Regions from separate parts of the Homo sapiens genome. Here region 1 is linked to region 2. A link is a loop called in an ENCODE intact Hi-C map of the cell type or tissue named here. Cell type or tissue: MCF 10A. All regions are shown on one strand. Each heading gives the region's core, and the rest is flanking DNA. Links, peaks and the distances in the headings are about the cores only.

Region 1 (8,120 bases), core at 1,489-5,488, 580 kb after region 2:
GACCACAAGTTTGGTAGTCAGAGATGGGTTTGCTTCCCAACTCAGCCCCTTATTGACTGTGTGATCATGGTTAGTTACTTCACCTTTTTGAAATTCAGTTCTTTTATCTGTAAAGTAGGGATAACAATCATACCTACCTCATAAGGTTGCTGAAAGGTTTACTTAAAGTAACATGTAAGAGCCTAATACCATGCCAGGCATGTAGGAAGGATTTAATAGATCAATTTTTTTATTTTTACTTTTCAGGGCTCTTCTCACTATGATATGTTGTCTCCACATAAATAACAATGATTTCTTATTCCACGTGCCCATTTGCAATATGACTTTGACAATCTCTCCCCCTATCAAGAAGCAGAATCTATTTCTCACCCACCTCCTCGCTTGAATATTCTGGACTGGCCCTGTGACTTGCTTTCATCAATAAAATGCAGCAGAACTGATGCTTTGTGACTTCAAGCCTAGAACTTAAAAGCCTTGGAGCACCTGTTTTACTCTCTTAGACAGCTGGCCTGGAAAAAAGCTGGGGCTAAGCCATTGAAGAGTGCAATATCACATGCAGAGAAAAGCCACTTAGAGAAAGACTGAGGCACTGCAGCCAGCAGCCACCAAGGCCCAGAGGTGTCCAGGAGCCATCTCAGATAGAAGAGTTGGATTATCATTGTCTGTCTAGTGTAGCCACATCTGAACATTTCCATACTAAAATATTACAGATATTACTTTCTCTTAAATTACTTTCCTTTTGTTATGTTAGGGAATTTTGTGGATTTGGTTTTGAAACTATATTATAGGTGGGTTGTATTACCTTTTCAGTAAAGTGAAGAAAGTGTTATGTAATATTTGTTATAAAAAGAGGGCATAAGATAGCAAATCACTGCCTTTAGACAGCTTAAACTGGCTCACCCAGACCCAGAAGCCCCCTGACTAATGTTTGATTACCCATTTATAATCTGAATAAAAACTACGTATAATTTCTCACAAACTCGCTGATTCATTTCTTCTCTCACAGATCTCTTTGTCCAGGCCAGAGTTTCTCAACATTCGCTAATCCAGGACTTTTTGAGTAACATAAAAACAATTTCTCTCTCCCTCTCTCTCTTTCTCTCTGTGTGTGTGTGTGTGTGTGTGTATGTGTGTCTTTCTCTCACATGCACACACACACAGCAGATTTGCTGAGACAGCCTCCTTCCTGTGTCTCCAGCGGAAGGCCCACCCCTTCCAATCACAGCACTAGATGATGAGAAGCTCCTCCAGGAACTGAACAGTCAGGTGCATCCCCAGGCACCATCTCTTTTCCCAAAGCACCTAGAACAGAACCCAGTACTTAATAAATATTTAGTTTATTTATTCTGTGTTGACTTCATAAAGTAAAAGAAAACATTGCCTGAAATTAGTATCAACTCATTCAAAGTTCTGGCTCACTCCAATCTCCAGAGGAAATATTTACCTCCAGGCTTCCCTCCACACATATGTGGAAATCAAAAGCCTGAAGAATTCTCCTACAATACCAATATCTTCACATTAAATGCAATTTTGCACAAAACCAAGTTAATTGCCTAGAAATATTCAGAGGGGTTGTATTAATTATTTTGTATAATAGAGTTTTATAAAGTATCTTCATTTGTGGAGAGAACTAACATTTATTGTATCAGGTACTTTATAATAATATAAATTGTATACTTTACCTCAATGCTCACAACATAGCTAGTGCAATTCCCACTTCACAGATGAGGAAATCAATGGACAATGAGTATGAAGTATCTTGAAGGTCAAGGTCATACACTGCCAACTGGCAGAGCCCAAGTCTCTGAAGGCTAAGTCTCATGTGCTTTTTGCTCCATCTCAACTGTTAACAGCTATAGAAAGGTCACATGGCCTGGAGCAATTACTTAATCTCTTTGGTCTTCACTTTTCTATCTGTAAAATGGGGAAGATAATATCACCAACATAACAGAGCTTTGCAGATCACGAGTTGCTACAAGTAAACTGCTTAGGCCAGCATCTGGCATATAGTAAGAACAAAAACACAATTTGGTAATCATTATTTCTTGGCCTCTGGTGTTTTCCACAGAAGGAATTTCTGTGTGTTCAGAACGCTAAGGAGAGACCTCATGGGTTCATGGGAGATTGAGCTCTGATAAGGATGGGAAAACAGGAAGTAAACAGGCTGTACCAGGTGTCTCCTATTACAGCCTGTTTTGTATTTCCCATGAAAAGGGCTTTCAACACTTGGTATATCATCAATGCCTATTTCCATGATTCATTTATTTTTTCTGACTTCTCAATGTGTGTTCCCAGCACCTGGAGGCATAAAAACCCACATAGTGAAACCCCAACATTGAGACATCACAGAAACAATACTTTTCAATCAGGACTCACAACCTGGATTTTTTGGGAAATGCAGAATGGAAGCGATCTTAGTGATGGTATTGCAATACCACCCCCCTATTTTACTGAAGAGGAAACTGAGGCATGGAGAGGAAAAGCGGCTGTTTTCTCAAGCTCTTCCTCAATAGTTTGGTGAAGTGATCACCCTCCTTATTTTACATGTCTCACTGCTCCCCAGTGCACAGCCTATACTCCAGCCATTGCAAACTCTGCGAGCCCCCAGATAGACCATGTCCTCAACCCCAGGCCCATCTGCCTTGCACATGCGGTTCTTCAGCCCCCCAGAATCTCTGTCTGTATTGTTCACCTAGCTATTTGCAGCTTGTCCATCCAGCTCAGCTCAAACCCCCATGACACTCAACTAACTGGCTTCTGTCAACAGACTCTTCCTCCTGCCAGGACTGCCTTCCGACTTTCCTAGTTTCATTTGCTTAATATAGTTCAGATCACAACACTGTCCTGCTTAAAAGTCTGTGGCATATAGTAAGAACAAAATTGGCCGGGCGCGGTGGCTCACACCTGTAATCCCAGCACTTCGGAAGGCCGAGGCAGGCGGATTAGGAGGACAGGAGAGCGAGACCATCCTGGCTAACACGGTGAAACCCTGTCTCTACTAAAAATACAAAATAAATAGCCGGGCGTGGTGGCGGGTGCCTGTAGTCCCAGCTACTCGGGAGGCTAAGGCAGGAGAATGGCGTTGAACCCGGGAGGCGGAGCTTGCAGTGAGCCGAGATCGGGCCACTGCACTCCAGCCTGGGCGACAGAGCGAGACTCTGTCTCAAAAAAAAAAAAAAAAAAAAAAAAAAGAACAAAATGGCTTCTAGACACGATTAAGGTCTAATCCAAACAAGATCCCCCAGGGGCATGCCCTGCCAACCTCTCTGACCTTACGTCTACCATCTCCCTGACACTGTGCTTCTTCCATAAGATCTTTTCTTCTGCTCCCCAAACACCGAGAGTCTTGCGAGGGGCCTCAGGGCTTGTGCACCTGCTTTCTCTTCTCCCTGAAACCCTTGACCTCAGACTCACCTCACAGAGGTAACCCCTTGTCATTCTGATCTCAAGCCAAATCCCTGTCTCAGATTCCTCCCATCACCACATGGTTATCCTAACTTCCCATCCCCCTGGGTATTTTTCTGTAAAACATTTGCAACTCTGTAAATTTATTGTGTGTGTGCATTTACTGCCTGTCTCTCCCACTAGATTTTCTACTCTGTAAGAGAAGGAATATGGTCTTGTTTGCTGATCATCTTCGGAGCCTAGCACAGTGTCTGGTACAGAGTTGGTGCTCAAAAAGTCTGACCAGATGGATGGATGAATTCATACCTAACCCTGCCAGACTACCCCTAAAGGCTGGTGTTTTCAAAAAAATACAAATGACAGCTAATAAATTATCTGTTATCTACTGTCAATCAGCTGGGGTTTCCCAGAATAGTCTCAAAATATTGGTCTCATCATTGAAATGTTATGCATTGTTTTTCTTGAAACAATTCATTGTTCTCTCCACTCATCCTTATCTGAGAATTCTATTTTGATCTTCTCACCACATTTGGGTTTAAATTCAAAAAAATGGACAGATGAAGCATCTTCCTTTTGGTAAAAGATGCTAGAGATTCAGCATCAATGTGCCTACTGCATTGACACAGAAGAGCCCCTGACCCAGGGATGCCCTGGGTGGGAGGGAAACAGACCCCCAGGGAAGGGAGTCAAGGATCACAGGTTCTTTTTCCCTCCGAGGTGTGACTAATAATTATTCAATGTCTCATTCTCTTTATATTCTAAAATACATTGGATGTTCTCTGAGGCCTCTTCCCAGGCTAAAGTTAATTAACATTCATTCACTCAACAAAGACAGACACATATATATATGCCATGTGTTTGTGCCAAGCACTGTCAAGATGCAGTAAATACAGCTGTGGAAGAACAGCCAAGAATATATCTACCTTCAAGGAGTTTATGGGATTCTCTGGAGCAAAATCTGCTATTGAATTCTCAAAAGGTTTTATCTTACTTATGGAATATTTTAATTCCAAGAGAGTGAGTTTCTTACACACTGCCACCCTGGAATGAGACATTTAATCTTTGCCTTCCAGCCTCATCCTCTGCTTCCTACCATGAGTGACAGAAACCCCACCCCCTGCCTCTTCTCTTATCTCTGCTGGGTGTTTTGTCCAGCCAGTGTTTAGGCTTTCCCACTGTATTAGTAGGGGTTCTCTAAAGGGACAGAACTAATAGGATAGACGTATATATGAAGGGGAGTTTATTAGAAGACTTGACTCACACAATCACAGGTGAAGTCCCACAATAGGCCATCTGCAAGCTGAGGAGCAAGGAAGCCAGTCTAAGTCCCAAAATCTCAAAAGTAGGGAAGCTGACAGTGCAACCTCCAGTCTGTGACCAAAGGCCTGAAAGTCCCCGGCAAGCCACTGGTGTAAGTCTAAAAATCCAAAAGCTGAAGAACTTGGAGTCTGATGTTTGAGGGCAGGAAGTATCCAGCAAGGGAGAAAGATGTAGGCTGGAGGACTCAGCAGTCTAGTCCTTCCACATTCTTCTGCCTGCTTTATTCTAGCCACACTGCCAGCTGATCAGATGGGGCCCACCTAGATTGAGGGTGGGTCTGCCTGTCCTAGTCTACTGACTCAAATGTTAATCTCCCTTGGCAACACCCTCACAGACACACCCAGGAATAATATTTTGCATCCTGCAATCCAATCAAGTTGACACTCAATATTAACCATCACACCCACCAAACACCACAGATCAGATGGGGAGGGGGACTTAGCTGCACAAGTGAAGCTGCAGTGTATGCAAAGAGAGAACATGGGTTAGGATTCAGGAGCTGGGCATTAATCCCCACTCTGCCACTCACTTGGAGTCTCTTGAGAATGTCTCTTATCCTCTCTGGCTCTCAGTTTCCTTACCTACAAATAGGGTGTGGTGGCCATGAGAATGCACCTCTGAGAACTCCCACTACATGAAGCAGAATTGACCAAGAATCCCAGCCTTACTGTATGAGATCAGTTACCACATAGGCACCACCAGCAGCTCCCAGCTAAAGTCCGTGTGTGGCAGGGACACTTCTGAAAGAGGTAGGTGCATTTCTAGGAAACAGAGAACTCCTCTGATCAGCAGCTCTGACCCAACTCTCCACCAGCTTTGCTAAAACTTTCTTCACACTGCATGGCAATCTAGTACTTTCCCCACTCGAACTTCTTGCCTCTCTGCTCCCCATGAATAAGACCTATATCATGGCTCTTATTCCAGTCTCCATGTTTCTTCACTGTTTCCCCTCGAGAGTGGTTTTTCTAATCAATCCCTTGCATACTTAATACCATCCTAACTCCTGCTTCTTGAACCAACACACTGGGAAAACAACAACATATTTTATCTCACATGTTATGAAGATGGTGTCAGTGAAAATGTCTTATAAAGTATATAAGGCTTTACAAAATACAAAACATCCTGTGAAAGAGACAGTATCATTCATTCATTTATTCCACAGTTTGGTACTGATCAGCCCACCATGAGCTGGGCCCTGGGCAAAGGATCTTGAAGTAAGGAATGATGTCCTTTCTTGACCAGATCAAAGGCTAGAGGAGACCCCCAGATTCAGCACGGCCTTGTTTTAGAAACTAATATCTTAGGCCAGGTACAATAGTTCATGCCTGTAATCCCAGCACTTTGGGAGGCCAGGGCTGGGGGATTGCTTGAGCCCAGGAATTTGAGACCTGGACAACATAGTGGAAGCTTGTCTCTAAAAAAAAAAAAAAAATTCAAAAAATTAGCCAGGTGTGGTGGCACATGCCTGTGGTCCAGCTTCTCAGGAGGCTGAGGTCGGAGGCAGGATCACTTGAGCCCAGGAGGCAGAGACTGCAGTGAACCATGATCACACCACTGCACTCCAGCCTGGGTGACAGAGCAAGAACCTGCCTCAAAAAAAAAAAAAAAATTAAAACAAAAATAAAGAAAAGAGAAGGACAGGAAAATTCTTGGTTTATAATTTCAATTTTTATCTTAGATTCAGGGGTACATGTGCACATTTATTACATGGGTATATTGTGTGATGCTGAGATTCGGGGTATGATTGATCCCGTCACCCAGGTGGTAAGCATAGTACCCAATAGTTAGTCCTCCAAACCTTTCTCCTTCCTGCCCTCCCTTCTACCTCTAGTAGTCTTCAGTGTCTATTGTTGCCATCTTTATGTGCATAAGTACTCAATGTTTAGTTCCCACTTATAAGTGGGAATATGTGGTATTTGGTTTCCTGTTTCTGCATTAATTCACTTAGGATAATGGCCTCCAGCTGCATCCATGTTGCTGAAAAGGACATGATTTCATTCCTTTGGATGGCCGCATAGTATTCCATGGTTTATATGTACCACATTTTCCTTATCTAATCCACCACTGATGGGCATGAAGGTTGATTCCATGTCTTTGCTATTATGAATACTGCTGGGATGAACATATGAGTGCATGTATCTTTTTGGAAAAATGATTTATCTTCTTTTAGATATATACCCAGCGATGGGGTTGCTGGGTCAAAAATAATATCTTAGATAATAATTTTTGGTAGGGAAATGGGGAAAATAAAACAGTAAGAGAAAAGATGAAGGAAAGAGGGAAGAAAGAAGCAGCCATTACACCAAGGAACTGTGAGTGTTAGTGGCTACCTAAGTGAGAGTTTTTTAAATTGCACTCAAATGCAATTTGATGCTCTACTCCTGCCAGAGTCTTGCAGCACCAGCGTGACTTGTTGGGATGCAATGGTTGTAACACTTCTGCGGGGAAACTTCCACTGTTGTTACCATTTCATGGTCCAGAATATTCAGCTAGACAAAAGACCTCCAGGAGAATATGTTCTGTGTTGTAATTTTCCAAAGGCGATATGATTATAAAACCCAAGCAGATGGAAAGACGATTGCAGTGGACGGGGAAAGCTGTTAGCAGTTTCCATTTGTAGACAAAACCATTATTTTTGGACAGATCGCTGCCAGAATTTGATGAATCTTGTACTCTTTGCACCCTCTGCTTTGCAGAAAGCCCTGTAGCTCTGTCAGACTTTGCAAACAGTTGTGGGATGCTATTTTTTGTACATTTGCTTATGTCAAAGGCATTGACTCATAGAGTTTCACATTTAGCTTGCTGTTAATCTCCAATCTGCCATTAATGTATAGTTCCCAACTCTGAAAATTGGACTTCAAAATAAATGGCGACCTGATCATACTTTATTTAAAATATTACTGCACCCCATCATTCTATGTCAAGGCTCAGCTTGTTTATGGGAGAGCTTGATTACATAATTACATATTAGAAATCATTTGTAAGGAAAATTGATTAGTGTATTTTACAGCAAGGATTTCACCAGAAATAACCCTGTCTCTCGCTGCAGGAGCAGAGCACCAGGTTGAAAATGGCACAACCTCAGGAGCTTGTCACTATCCTGTTTATTTCTTGTCACAGGAAGGAGTAATTGCCCATAGAGCAATGAGAAACAAAACTGTCAGCTTCAAACACTGTGATCCACAAATCAAGTTTTAGGCAATATGATGGGGTTCTGGAAAGAGTGCTCAGCAGGAACTCACATGTCCCTAGTTCTCGTTGCAAGCCTGGGGGTAAATTGTAGGCAAATTGCTCACCCTCTCGAAACCTTCACTCCTTCATCAATAAATGGGAATGCAACAGTGGATTGCCAAGGGTAAGAGGTAGACAGTGTCCACACACAGATGCATGGGAGT
Region 2 (8,120 bases), core at 2,293-6,292:
GAAGTAGACTCCGAGACAGAGTTCATCAAGAAGAATATTTATTATGGAGTGCCCTTGTCATCATCAACAGCTGTGGAAAGAAAGTAGGATCAGGCAGAGGGAGATGTTGAGTTGAGATGTAGGCTTTATAACCTCAAGTCAACCCACAGGAGCCTCTGGTAATAAAATGGCCCCTAATGTTTTCCTTTCTTAGGCTGAAATAGCTGGACCTTCACAGACCCCACCTCAACCAGCCATTATTAATAGATTGCCCTGGGAAGAGGATGACTTTGAGCAAGATGGATCTCTTGAGACAAGACTTGAAGGTTCTGACACCTGAAGGCTATGACCTCAGCACCTCCAGAAGCTAAGGCAATATGTTTTTCCCAAGAAGGACATCTTGGGGATTCATCACTATTTCTTCTGAAGTCCACCCCTTGTGCCGCTCACATTCACCTTTTTATATTCATTTGGGTATAACATCTCCTAGGTTCCTGAGAGGTAAATTAAAAGAGTAATGTTAGTGAGAAGAGCTACAATTCTTCCCATGCAGTTAGTCTTAGGACCACAGATGAAACTCATTATATCCATTCTCCATGACTTAACCTATATCACCTTTACCTGTAGCTGGCACCTATGCTGAACTTGGAGGCTTACCTATGGCAAAGCCCAGACCCTGCTTTGGAGGAATATGAGCCCCATAGTTTCTTACTATGCTCTTCTCAGGCCAGAATTTTGGTACTTGTGCATTTGTCAACACCACTGGGCTAGTGGATCATGTGGGCACCAAACATACTCCATTTTAGCTTTAGAAAATGAGTCTTCTTTTTCCCTATGATCCCTAGACAGTAGGAACCTAAAGTGCCCGGGCATAGCCATAGCTCCATATCTAACCCTTGCTTTGGTCCCTTGAGGGAATGTTCCCCTTTTGAAGATGAGGACTTGTAATATTGCACAGCATAGCATTGCATGTACAGGAAGCTCAAATTTTCTGAGTGGGTCATTGGGAATTATAGTAAGAGAGCCATACCTGCTTCCATCTCTTGGTTCCTGGCCCTGTGTGTTATTCCTACTGAGGACATGGTATAATATAAAGGTCTTCATTCAAGATGTGTACACAGAAATCTCTAAAAATATATTCAAAGACCTCTAGTATGTCTTCATCTCACACAGGGTATAATCCAGCAACCTCACCATGACCTAAGCCTAGCTCCCTGTTATCTCTCTGACCTCATCTGCTACCACTTTCTTCTTTTAGAGATTCCTGTTCCCACTACCTTGGTTTCTTGATGTTCCTGAAATGTTCTAGACGTACTCCATCTCAAAGACTTAGTATTTTCTGTCTGATATGCCATTCTTGAGATACCTTCTGCTTCATCCTTTCATCTATATCAGGTACTTCTTCAAATGTCTTCTTCCCAGTAAGGCTTTCTCTATTTTTCCCTATTTTAAAAGTTTACACTCCCTGGACCCTGAGGACTTTATATTCTCTTGCTGCTTTTTTTTCCTACCTTTCTCCACAATACTAATCACCATATAACATCTTACGCATTTATTTATTTGTTATCTATCTCACCCTCCTGGTATGTGAGCTCCATAAAGGCAGGTGAGCCTTTGTGTATTTGTTTTGTTTTATTTTTGTCTGTTTTGTTTGTTACTATTTCTTCAGTGCTTAGAACAGTGCAGGTGATCAAAAAAATTTGTTTAATAAATAAACACAAATGGAAAGTTTTGTTGTCATTATCATTGTTCATTTATGAGTATTAGAGTAAGAAGATAACCAGGTCTGTGGAAACACAGACTAAAAATAATCAGCTGGATATGAAAATGAGGCACAAGATTTGAACAGATGTCAAGGAACCGTACTCTTTCAGCCCTTTTTTTTTCCTCAGGATTGTCTTTATTCAATTATTTATTAAAGGAACAAGATAAAAACCATGAAACTAGGAGCAATGTTCAATTTTCAGTAGCTTCTGCTTGAATTTGGCTTAGAATTACAGCCTGTTAGAGCCCAAAGGAACTTGTAGAAGGACAAAGTGATTTATGAAGAATAGCATCTAGTTTTCATTAGCAGTGCCTCCCCACGAAAACCAAGGACAGCTATTTAACTTGGATTTCAAAAACCTTAGTCTTTGAGTCACAGGCTGATGCTGAAAATTTTGAGAAGTTTTGAGTGTTCTAGATTCTACTCAAGCAAAGAAAGTTCAGCTGTTCCAGCTTGAGTGCTATTGTGGCTCATTTTATTCCTGCATTGCTACTAAATCAATACAATGCATATGTGCTAACATCCATTTTCTCAGAAATTAAAAAAAATATGTTATTGGCCTCTAAAATGTGCCAGGTATTGTGCAAAGTACTACAAACACATACAAAAAAAAGTGATAAAAATCTAAGTCCTTGAAGGACTCAAGCATTGGAGGTAGCAACCAATAATCAGTGGCCCCACAATGAGATTAGTGTTAATAAAAGTTGTAGGAGGATGGTATACATGGGACTGTAGGAAGAAAAGGGAAGTGAGTTAGAAAAGGCATTTCATAGATGATGAATTCAGAGCTGTACCCTGAAAGGTCATTATGACTTTCCATGGTTGGAATGAAAAGGGAGTGGGTTTTTTTTTTTTTTTTTTTTTTTTTGGCAGAGGGGATTATATATATTTAAAAGAAACTGACTAATGATGAAAACGTGACAGTGTATGCTATACTTCATGCAAGTGTATGCTATGTTGAGTAGCAAATTAATAACGATGCTAATAGTAGCAAACAATTTTATAGCACCTAGTAGACATTGGAAACTTTTGAAAGCACTTTATAGCTATATTATGTTTCGTCTTTCTTATAGTCCTATAACATAGATACCATTATTATATCAATTTTACAGATGAAGTAGGTTGATCCAGGTTCTTCAAGAAGCAAATGTTGAGAGGTTAGATATGCAAGCGATTTATCAGGGAAAATACCTGTGAGGGAGAATGAAGTGGGATCCAGCGGAGGCCAGGAGAGCAGGTCAGACCATAGTGCAGGTCTATCCTTTGTGAAGGAGTAAGAAAGGAAGAACTGTTGAGTGGAAGATTTTAAAACTGCAATACGGTCAGAGGAAGTTCCACAAGGTCAATGGGAAATCTTCATGCCAGAGACAGCTATGAGAGAAGTCCTGTGATTCCCTGCAGCCAGAGATCTGAGAGGCACATACTCATGGTCACCACATGAGTCGATTGAGGAACTGAGAGATAATTCCACTGAGCTCACAAAGATACTAAGTGGCAGTTCTCAGGCAGTTTGTTTCTAAAGCCATGTTTAAAGTATAGCACACCTTTGAGCCAGGATGAAGTCCTATTAGATTTCAATTTAAGAATACCTATTCTGGTAACCAAGTGATAGATGGAATAACACAATGAAAATAAATTGAAATTGGAAAGACCAGAGAGAAGGCTGATGCCGTCTTCCAGAAAATAAAATTAGAAAATCTAAATTAAAAAAGGCTGCAGCAGAGAGTGGGAGGATTTCAAAGCTATTTAATCAGTAGAATCAATAGGGCTTGGTTACTGACAGGCTGTGAAGGAGAGGAAAGAGTGAAAAACATCCTAGTTGTTTCTACCATTAAGAAATTGAGACTATTTGCAGAAAGTAAGAATATAATAGTGGCTTAGCAAGAAAAGTAGTGAATTCTGCTTTGGATGTGTTTTTACATATCCAAGACTTTGCTAGGCACGGTGAAACTTCTGAAAAAATACAAAGCTTAACTTTGTCCTTTGCTACATTTTTATTACTTATAACTACTTTGTATAATTTTTAAATTAACACTGGCGGTGGGCATGTTTATAAGAGTAACCATTTTGTTGGCACTGAGATTGATATTCAATAAGGTGGGGCAACTCTTCCAAGATCATATGGTTTATGAATGACAGGATCCATATCGCTTGAACCCGGGAGGGGAAGGTGGCAGTGAGCTGAGATCGCGCCACTGCACTCCAGCCTGGCAACAGAGCAAGACTCTGTCTAAAAAAAAGAAGAACAGACTAAAAGATTAAGTTTCATCATAGAAGGAGATTTGCAACTTATATCAAATCGCGTATTGGAGTTTACAAACTCTTTCACACACTTCCAAATAAATCTTAATGATTAGCCTGTGAGATAAGAAATGTAACCATTTTACAGAGATTGACACTAAACTTGATGATGTAAGTAACTTGCCCAAGTTCACACAGATTCTGGGTCAAGGAGCCAAGATGTGATGCCAAGTCTGCAGGCTCCATGTTCAGTAGGTGAATTGTGAAAAGTTCTTAATTTAGAAGCAGGAAAATCATAGTTGTGACAGAGGAAGACTTATCTGGTTTCCAAGAATAGAAAAGACTAGCAAGTGGGAAGGCCAAAGATGAAAGTGAGTAGGGTAAAGACTGGCATGTACTTATAATATGTACACAACTTTATAAATATAATGAAACTGCCAGCCTTACTGGAAAGAGCATAAAACCAAAGGACAGACATGTCCCAACCTGACATATTAAACTTGGCAGGTGATTCACATTGGCTTGGCAGGGTTGCAACTCACAAAGAAGGTGTGTGACTTTCACAAGTCTATTTTTCACTGACTTGATGAAGGCTGAAGTCTTACCTTCAGTCACAGACATAAAAGCTCAGCTTTCTGGATAGAACAGTAGGAGCAATAAAAACACAGTCTCAAGGCGATTATCAAAGGACCAATTCAATTTTTTCCAAGAAGATATTTATTTATGTTTGTGTATAATAAAAACAGATGGTAAATGAGAAAGGAAGAAGGAAAAACCAGTGAGAGAAGATACGACAGGGAGCAAACTCATGATGTTCAAAGCCGATTTCAGGAGAAAAAAAAAAATCTGTCTTACACAAGAGCTCACCATAATAGACGTGTTTGGAGACAAAGTCAAAATGTGCCAGAGTGACACGGAGATCATTAAACCGTCCTGTATCAGGGCTATAGAAGATTCCTGGTATTAAAGAAGTGTCCAATAAGAAAGGAGGTGCAGCGGTCTAGAGAAAAATGAAGGTGAAAGTTTAAAGCCAGGGAACAAAAAAAATTATAAAAGAAAGTGGCAATTGAGAATTACCTATGGCAGGTGTAATCAAGAGCATTTTTAAATAGCAGAACTACTTAATATTTGATATTCAATTATGAGTTATGCGTTATTTCCTTCTACCTCACATCTGCCACTGCATCCAAATCTCTTGTAAAATTCTCCTGTGTGAATGCCTTCTGTGAATCGTGTTTGGGGGGAAATCTAGGCAAAGGAGTAGTGGTCTGTGACTAAGGCCAACTGGAACAAAGAGGGGCATAGACCAGAGAGGAGAGACAGAAAGAAGAATAAGGAATCCACGGGAGAAGTGGCAATGAGCAGTGAGCAAACATGGCCTTCCAGCCACCATTTCATGAAAACTTCCTAGAAGCAGACTATAGTGTCTCACCATGTGACCTTGGACAAAATATTTAACCACATTTAGCGTCATTTATTTTCCTAATTTGTAAAATTAGCATAATAATACTTATTCAATAAAAGGTGATTATTATTACTATTGCTCTGTACACGTTGATCTCTGGGTTATGTATAGCCTTAGTACCTTTTGACTACACTTCCCTAACTATGTTAAACGCAAGTGTGTTCTCTTCAGTTCTGTTACATACAGGAGTTGATCCCATTACTCTTAAGAATCATCCTAGAATTACCCTCTTGTTCCTCACTCCACATGCTGTCACATCCAGTCCATCAGTGAATCCAAGTGAGTCTAGCTGAAAACTTTTTGCAAAATCAGTTCACTCCACTCTATCTCCACTCCAGACACTCTTGTCTCAACCACTGTCACCTGGGCAATGGCATTTTTCTCCATGCTGTCCTCCCATCTTTCTACTACACTCCCTTCTCCATATGGCAGTCCAGTGGTCTTTATAAAAGGTAAATCAGCCAGGCACTGTGGCTCACACCTGTAATCCCAGCACTTTGGGAGGCCAAGGTGGGCGGATCACGAGGTTGAGAGTTCAAGACCAGCCTGGCCAACATGGTGAAACCTCGTCTCTACTAAAATCACAAAAAGTGGCCAGACATGGTGGCATACGCCTGTAATCCCAGGTACTGGGGAAGTTGAGGCAGGAGAATTGCTTGAACCCGGGAGGCGGAGGTTGCAGTGAGCCTAGATTGTGCCACTGCACTCCAGCCTGGTCAACAGAGCAAGACTGCGTCTCAAAAAACAAACAAACAAAACATTTTAAAAAATAAAATTAAAAAGTAAATCACGCCATGCCATGCTTCCATCTAAGAACAGTCCATGGCTTTCTGTCATGACTGAAAAAAAACTTTAAATTTTTACTATGACCTATCAGGCTCTACTTAATGACTGTGGACCCGGCCGGGTGCTGTGGCTCATGCCTGTAATCCCAGCACTTTGGGAGGCCAAGGTGGGCAGATTACAAGGTCAGGAGATCGAGACCATCCTGGCTAACACGGTGAAACCCCATTTCTACTAAAAATACAAAAAATTAGCCAGGTATGGTGGCGGGTGCCTGTAGTCCCAGCTACTCGGGAGGCTGAGGCAGGAGAATGGCGTGAACCTGGGAGGTGGAGCTTGCCGTGAGCTGAGATCACGCCACTGCACTCCAGCCTGGGTGACAGAGCGAGACTCTGTCTCAAAAAAAAAAAAAAAGACTGTGGACCTAACCTTATCTCACTTCCTCTTCTCACTCTGTCCTGACCACACAGGCCTTTTTCTCCTCTCTTTTCCATGGCCTGTTTTGCTGCCTCTTTGTCCTCTTCTTCCTTTTTTTTTTTTTTTTTTTTTAATTCCTGGAATAAGCACAGCTTGATTCTTCTTGGAGTCTTTGCATATTCTGTTTCCTTTTGTGAGAAGCTCTACCCCGGTGCTGTCTCATGGCTGGCTGACTTGTGACATTCAGAGCTCAGTGTCTGAACTCAAAGCCCAACTCTTCATAGAGCCATTCTTTTTCTTTTATTGTGGAAGGAACACTTAACATGAGATCTACCCCTTAAAGTTTTTTAAGTGTTGAATGCATTATTATTGACAATAGGTACAATGTTATACAATAGATCTCTAGAGCTTAAATACCTTGATTGACTGAAACTTTATGCCCATTGATTAGTAATAATCCATTTTCCCTTCCTCCAGCCCCTGGCAACCCCGTTGCATTCTTTCATTCTATAATGACTATTTTAGGTACTTCATATAAGTGGAATTATGTAGTATTTGTCCTTTTGTGACTGGCTTATTTCACTTAGCATAATGTCCTCAAGATTCACCCATGTTATCACATATTACAGAATTCCATTCTTTTTCAAAGCTAAATAGTATTCCATTGTATTTTATTCCATTCCAGGTGATTTAACTAATATCTCACTGATGAGCACTTTTATTGTTTCCAGTCTGCTGAAATGCAATAGTGTATGTCTGTGTATAAACACACACACAATGTATGTACATACCACATTTTGTTTATCCATTCATCAATAGACATGTTGATTATTTCCACATCTTGGTTATTGTAATGGATATAGGAACACGAATACTTCTTTGATATCCTGATTTCAATTACTTTAGATAAATACCAAACAATTGGATTGTTAGATCATTTGGTAGTTCTATTTAAAATTTTTAAGAAACCTCCACATTGTTTCCCAGAGTGACTTTACCATTTTGCATTCCTACCAAAAATATGCAAGGGCTCCAATTTAGCCATATGCTTATCAACATTTTTTTTTAAGATAGCCATCTTGACAGGTATAAGGTGATACTTCGTTATGATTTTGATTTGCATTCCCTGATAATTTGTGATGTTGAGCATTTTTTCATATATCTATTGTACATTTATATGTACTCTTTGGAAAAATGTTTATTTACTCCTTTAGCTCAGTTTTGATTAGATTAACAGGTTTTTTGCTGTTATTTCTTGAGATTTATTTTACTGTTGAGTTGTAGGAATTCCAGATATATTTTGGAGCTTAACCCTTTGTCAGATATACGGTTTGCAAATATGTTCTGCCATTCTGTTATTAGTGGCCTTTTCACTGCATTGATTTTTTTCTTTGTTGTGCAGAATCTTCTTAGTTTGATGTAGTCCCATTTATTTATTTTCTTTTTATTGATTATGATTTTGGTGTAATT

What was found. Peaks named below come from ENCODE experiments on the same cell type or tissue, not always from the same donor. Only the 100,000 strongest peaks of a DNase experiment are listed, where the experiment ranks them.
Region 1: a loop joins it to region 2, with 9 times the contacts of the local background. A loop is called at or near these places in 1 of 110 quality-filtered maps.

The regions. Positions count from the first base shown.
Region 1 is chr4:13,728,086-13,736,205 of GRCh38, reverse strand. All of the region lies in intron 2 of LINC01182 (long intergenic non-protein coding RNA 1182), which reads right to left. Among named protein-coding and RNA genes, the nearest start is that of LINC01182, 77 kb to the right of the region's middle. In MCF 10A, for the core only: no CTCF peak of the experiment used is centred there; no DNase peak of the experiment used is centred there.
Region 2 is chr4:14,304,682-14,312,801 of GRCh38, reverse strand. No RefSeq gene overlaps it. Among named protein-coding and RNA genes, the nearest start is that of LINC01085, 200 kb to the right of the region's middle. In MCF 10A, for the core only: no CTCF peak of the experiment used is centred there; a DNase peak (open chromatin) is centred at 4,371.